Regions from separate parts of the Mus musculus genome. Here region 1 is linked to region 2. The links are chromatin loops, found by intact Hi-C in ENCODE. Cell type or tissue: heart. All regions are shown on one strand. Each heading gives the region's core, and the rest is flanking DNA. Links, peaks and the distances in the headings are about the cores only.

The links. A loop is a pair of places that touch in the nucleus more often than their neighbours do. Peaks named below come from ENCODE experiments on the same cell type or tissue, not always from the same donor. Only the 100,000 strongest peaks of a DNase experiment are listed, where the experiment ranks them.
Region 1: it touches region 2 in a loop (1.8-fold over the local background); 3 of 42 quality-filtered maps call a loop at or near these places.

What each region holds. Positions count from the first base shown.
Region 1 is chr2:84,518,491-84,521,403 of GRCm38, reverse strand. No RefSeq gene overlaps it. Among named protein-coding and RNA genes, the nearest start is that of Gm13710, 13 kb to the right of the region's middle. RefSeq lists an enhancer at 601-2,913. In heart, for the core only: no CTCF peak of the experiment used is centred there; a DNase peak (open chromatin) is centred at 1,593; H3K4me3 peaks cover 1,052 bases; H3K27ac peaks cover 2,097 bases.
Region 2 is chr2:84,590,986-84,593,898 of GRCm38, reverse strand. It overlaps a transcript of Ctnnd1 not described here. Among named protein-coding and RNA genes, the nearest start is that of Ctnnd1, 58 kb to the left of the region's middle. In heart, for the core only: no CTCF peak of the experiment used is centred there; no DNase peak of the experiment used is centred there.

The DNA of each region.
Region 1 (2,913 bases), core at 182-2,681, 72 kb after region 2:
GATTTTTCTCCTCATCCACTGTGTTCCCTAAGCCTTAGCCCAAGAATTGTCTGTTCTGTCTTTAATGTCACCCTTTTGTTGTGGCTGCCCAGGTATGCTCTCTGGCTGGATTCCACTTCCCTGTTTCCACCCAATTCTGGCCTAGTGCTCAGAATATCAACCTCTCACACTCTTCTTCCTCCGATCCCTGGCTGTTACAGGATACTTGAACCTGTTTCTAGTTAGGGTGTGGCTCAGCCCTTAGCACTTACCTTTGATCCCAAACAATGAAAGTCAAGCTAGTTTGTAGAAGGAAGCACCCATGTTTGAAAGTGAATCAGAGAAAGATCTGACAGAATGCGGAGGTAGGTCCGACTTTCACGAGACAGGAAGCTACTTAAGGGAGAGACAGTAGAGGAAGAAGAGAGTACAGTGAAGGAATACAGTAGAGTTGGTGGAGAGCAGTAGCGTTGAGAGAGGAGTGGCGCAGTACAGAGAGGGAGGAGGAGGCGGATTTGCAGGGTAGAGTTTTACAGAGAACAAGCTAGGCACAGGTAAAGACAGAATGAACCAGAGAATGAGAAGGAGACAGATGATGAGAAAAGTTAGTTTGAGGCAATTCAAAGGCCAAGAGAGAAGCCAGTTTAAATCAGTCAGCTGGGAGGGGAGTTTGAGCCAGAACAGCTGAGTTGAACCAGCCAGCCAGAGTTCAGAAAGAACCAGAAAGGGGAACCTTACTCTGCAGCAAGTCTCAGAGGCTGAAACCATTCTAGGCCTAGATTAGCAGATGGAGGCAGTAAGCCTCCCAGACAACAGCTATAACAGGGGAATAAAAGTTAAGTTGCTTTTACACCTAGGTTTTCTTGGGTTTCTTAGGGCAAGAGGTGAAGGAGTTGGCAGGGCCAATAGGAACAAGTGACTTGGAGCTGAAGAGAGAACTCAGCAAGTAAGAGCCCTTGCTGCTCTTGCAAGAGGTCCCAAGTTTGGTTCCCAACATCCACATGGTAGTTCAGGACTGTCTATATAGACAGTTCCAGGGGACCCTCTACTGGTCTCTGCAGGCACCAGGCACAGTCACAGTGAGCATGTACGCATGAAAGGCAAACACTCACAAACATTAAACAAAATAAAGCAAAAAAGAACTGACGACCCCAAGAAGAAAAGGGAGGAGACCAGCCCCTCTTTAGTTTTCTACCTCATGAGGAATTATTGTGTAAAAACAAAGGCTTGCCAGGAGGGAGATTTGTTTGTGTGAAGAAATGCCTTTGGGATCTGGGGTGGAGGCCTGGCATAGAAAGATCGGCAGCGCACTTAGAGAAGACAGAGGGTACACCATGGACATAGCCATGAACGCGTTCTGAAGGCCTGGCATCCCCACCTGTGCTGTGACATCACACGCTTCTTCCCTAGTGACCCCATTCACTGCCACATTATACAGTCCAATTGTGAGCCGTGTGCGGGTGTTTATCTTTATTGTCGCCCTGGCTGGCCTTGGAACCACTCCCATTTCCTTCTCTCCTCATACGTAGTAGGAAAGGCATACAAGGCACATGCCAAACCATGAACAAAGGTTAACCTGGCACAGTGGAATACGTTAAGCTTTTCCCCTTTCATCCTTGTTTGGTGTGTCTCAATTCTTTTCAACGGTCAGGTACGTACTCTGCCAAGTTTCCACTCCACTCTCTCAAGAACCTAAGAGTCCAGACTGACCTGCCTATCTGACGTGAGGGAGACAAGGTGACTACTGAAACCGTGGAGCAAACACTGGCCTATTCCAGACAAATCCCGGAAACAGTTTCCCGAGTGTAAACAGAAGCAAAGCCTGTGGAATGCAGGCTGAGAGGGAAAGTAGATCTCTGTATTTATTTTGGGGGCAGTCTCTAAAGGGGAAAGGCATGCCTGTAGATTTGACTTTCCCAGAGGTTCAAACCAGCACAAAGTTACCCACAGGGAAAGATGCGGCAGCAAAGGAGTGCTGTGACTGCCGGGGCCGTGGGGAAGAGCAGGGTCTGGAGATGATTAAAGCCAGAATCTCCAGAGAGGAGATTCATTCTAGGTGATGAATCGGAGAATTGATTGTCTTTTCTTATTGAAGGCTACACTAATCAGGAAGAGTGGATCTGTCTGGAGAGGGAACTGTAGTGGAAACAACGTAAAACACGGGGCTCTAGGATCATAGATATAGGCTGTCTCAAAGACAATTAGACCTTTCAGCTGAAGGAATGAGACATACTACACCAAGCTTAGAGTCATCTTAAATGGGTGTGTGAGTTCCGAACTAGTTTTGGTATTCAAGTTTGGTTATTTGTACAAAGGATGAATTTACCTTTCAATAGGCTGTTGTCTTCCCTTGGTATCCGCTAGCCAACTGGGACTTCATTTATTTCTAAAACAGTACAAGGCTCTTTTGGTTTCACCTACAAAAGTGAATGGGCCTCTGTATTTCAAGGTTGCACATTTTCTGTTCTCTTTAAGCAGAGATAAGGACTCCGGGGCTGCGGAATACAATAGGCTATTCTTGTAACTCAGCAGAGCCGGGCACTGTGAGTAATCTCTGCTCTTGACCCTACACCCACCTTGAAGCAGAAACTTGTATCACATCCCCCAAAACAAATCCATTGTAAGAAAGGAATAATGAGTAATGACAACTTTACTGACTGTTTCTTGGGGAGACAGAAAAGATCTCTGTATCCTGTGGAGGTAGTTTTGATTTATAACAAAGCATAATAAAAAATTTCATGAGACATTCATGCTCTTTTTTCTCCTAAGGAGAAAGGTTTCACATTCTTTTCTAGCTTTCTTCTTATTTTGGTATTCATAAGCAAAACATGATGTAATCTTTTAAAAATCTCTCATCCTCCCATCTATCCCTCTGCCTGGCCATTGACAGGCTTTGCCTTTAAGAGGACGGTGAGGTCTAGTGTTTGGGAGAAG
Region 2 (2,913 bases), core at 249-2,748:
CTTATAATGGGTTTATAAGTATGCACTATTATGTCTGGCTTGGGGTGTTAGGCATTGAATGGAGAACTTCATGCGTGTTAGGTGCGCGCTTTAAATTTACTACCTACAGTGCTACATCTTTAGTACTATTTTTGTTTTTGTTGTTGTTGTTGTTGTTGTTGTTGTTGTTGTTTTGGGTTTTTTTGAGAGAGGGTCTTGTTGCTGCCCAGGAACTTGTAGTATAGACCTTGAACTTGGGGCCAGTCCTCATTCCTCTGCCAACAGATTCTGGTAACCACCATGCCCAGTCCTGAATCCTTTGTTTTTTTAAACTACTGATTTCAAATGGTTTAAGGCAAAATTAATGGAACACAAGAATGAAGATGACTTAAGCATCCTTAAGGATGCTTTTCTGGTTGCTGGCTGATACCAGCCACTAGCTGAAATAGGAAACAGTGATGAGTACAGGGTGGCAGGGCTCTAGAATCACAGGACGGTTTCAATCTGTTTAACTCTCTTCCCCTGGCGTATTAAACTTGGGTTCAGATTCGGAATGACAGAAGTGGAGACAGTCATCTGTCAGGAGACATGGTATGCTGGGCTGCCCTGCCTCGTCCTGGTCTCTCTCACTCTTTCCATGGTCTCCACCTATCTCTTCTCCTCCTCCTTCTCCCGCTTTCTCTCTAGTGGGAGACTGGCACGCTGCTGTGGGAACTCATGGGTCTTTTACGCAGAACCCGTGCTTCCTCTTTGTCCCAGCAGACTTACTGCTACAATGCAGACTTGCAGGGCTTATATGGGACCAATGCGGGTTGTAGCTGTGCCTTTACAGTGCAGCTCTCCACAGCAACGCCCTGCCCAAGGTGGAGAAGGTTCCAAATGGGCAGTGCCTAGTAACCACAACGCATGGGTGCCCTGTGCTGTCAGAGGCCATCACCTCCTGCAGAAGGGCACGCACCTTCTGACTTGTCACATCCCAGCTTCACACTACTTCCTATTTTGACTTTTTTGCAGAATTGTGGTTTCGGAGCCAAAGTTAGCTTGGTAATGATAGATAGAGCAAATGCCTATTATGCGTGGTTTCTGAGTTTAATCCTCAGGTCAGACACAAATTCTTTTTTTTAAGCACTTTTATATGCCTTACTTATTTTTATTGTATGTACATTGGTATTTTCCTGGCATGCATATCTGTATGATGGTGTTGGGTCCCTTGCAACTTGAGTCAGTCGCGAGCTGCCATGTGGATGCTGGGAATTGAACCTGGGTCCTTGGGAAGAACGACCAGTGCTTTTAGCCTCTGAAGTATCTCTCGAGCCCCAACACAAATTCTTAATCTGTGAGAGTGTACATAACTATTTTTTTTCTTTTGGATTTTTCGAGACAGGGTTTCTCTGTATAGCCCTGGCTGTCCTGGAACTCACTTTGTAGACCAGGCTGGCTTCGAACTCAGAAATCCACCTCCCTCTGCCTCCCGAGTGCTGGGATTAAAGGTGTGTGCCACCACTGCCACTCCTGTTGTCCATTCCCTGTCTGCTTTCAGGCATTTTCATTTTCTCATAACCTAGACCTGCTCAGCAGTAGTGTCACATACTCTCCATGTGGCATCTGTATATACGATTGTATATGCTCGTTCATGCTTTATGCTTCTAATGACTGACTGTTTTGCCTTAGTCTGTGTTACATTTTTATTTAGGCCTGTTTTCTTCCTGCTTCTGAAGCACTCATTTCTGGCTGCTATGGAAACCATACAGGCTACATCCTCAGGGGACAAGCCCTCCTTAAGATGAGCTGGTTGTGACCCTTCTTGCTCACCCTTCCCTATGGTCTAGCTCTTGTCAGACCCTTTGCTTCCTTTTCCAGAAGATTTGAATGGAAGCTGTGCCCCTAGCCAGAGATGCTAAGCCTCCTTCCCTCCTGTTTCCTTCAGAACATACCAAAGGGAATTTTTTTTCTTCTAAATATTTTATGTATATGGGTGTTTTGTTTACATGTGTATCTGTGCCCCACAGAGGCCATAAGAGGGCCTTGGATCCCTATAACTAATTAGACTGTTTTAAGTTACTGTGTGGGTGCTGGGATTCGAGCTCGGTTCTCTGCAAGAACAGCAAGGACCTTTAACTGTTGAGCCATCTTTCCAGCTCTCAAAGGAGATTTGACTTGTTTTAAACCCTTATTTCATTGAAAATAAGTTCTTCTGTCGGGCATCTTCGGGCTTAATACCCCTGGCACTGTGTGAGTACAGAGACAAGAGGATTTACAATTGAATCCTACCCAATTGCTAGAAAGCTACTATCTACATCTAAGCAGGGTCTGATGCAATCTTTAGGAAGGACCCTAGCTCCTCCAAATTCTCATCATGTCTTCTGTCTAGTTTTGAGACCCCAAGCTCTTCTTGCTGAACACAGTTAGTACTTAACTGGATACATTTGTAACACACTTCTGGTTCAACTTTTACTTCCCATAGAACCCTTTAGTTCTGGTAACACATTCCAGTAATGATTTCTTCATTCCCAGTTGCTTTGTAAACTGCATTATAATGGATCCATTTAAGGAAAATGATCTCTTAAATAAAACCCCAATTTCTTTCATACTTCATGCATCCTGAAAATATTTGTCCAACAACCATTTGATTCAGATGCTTGGGCTTAAGGCTCCTCCTGTTCCTAAGCGTTCCATTTCTGGTGATGGAGGCCATAGATAAATGAGTCAGTAAGGTAAGCACTGTTAGAATAGTGACTGTTAAACATGTACTAGAGAGGCCGACTGCCAGAAGGGCAGCACGGCATCTTTGAGGTGTACTGGGCTCATTAAAGGATAGCTAGGATTCTGCTCCTTGAAGATTTGAAGTCATTTAAGTCAGATGGAACACTGCAAAACTATAGAAATGCAAAAAGTAGACACCTAATCTGCAAGAGGAATTCTCTTTGTAGAAAC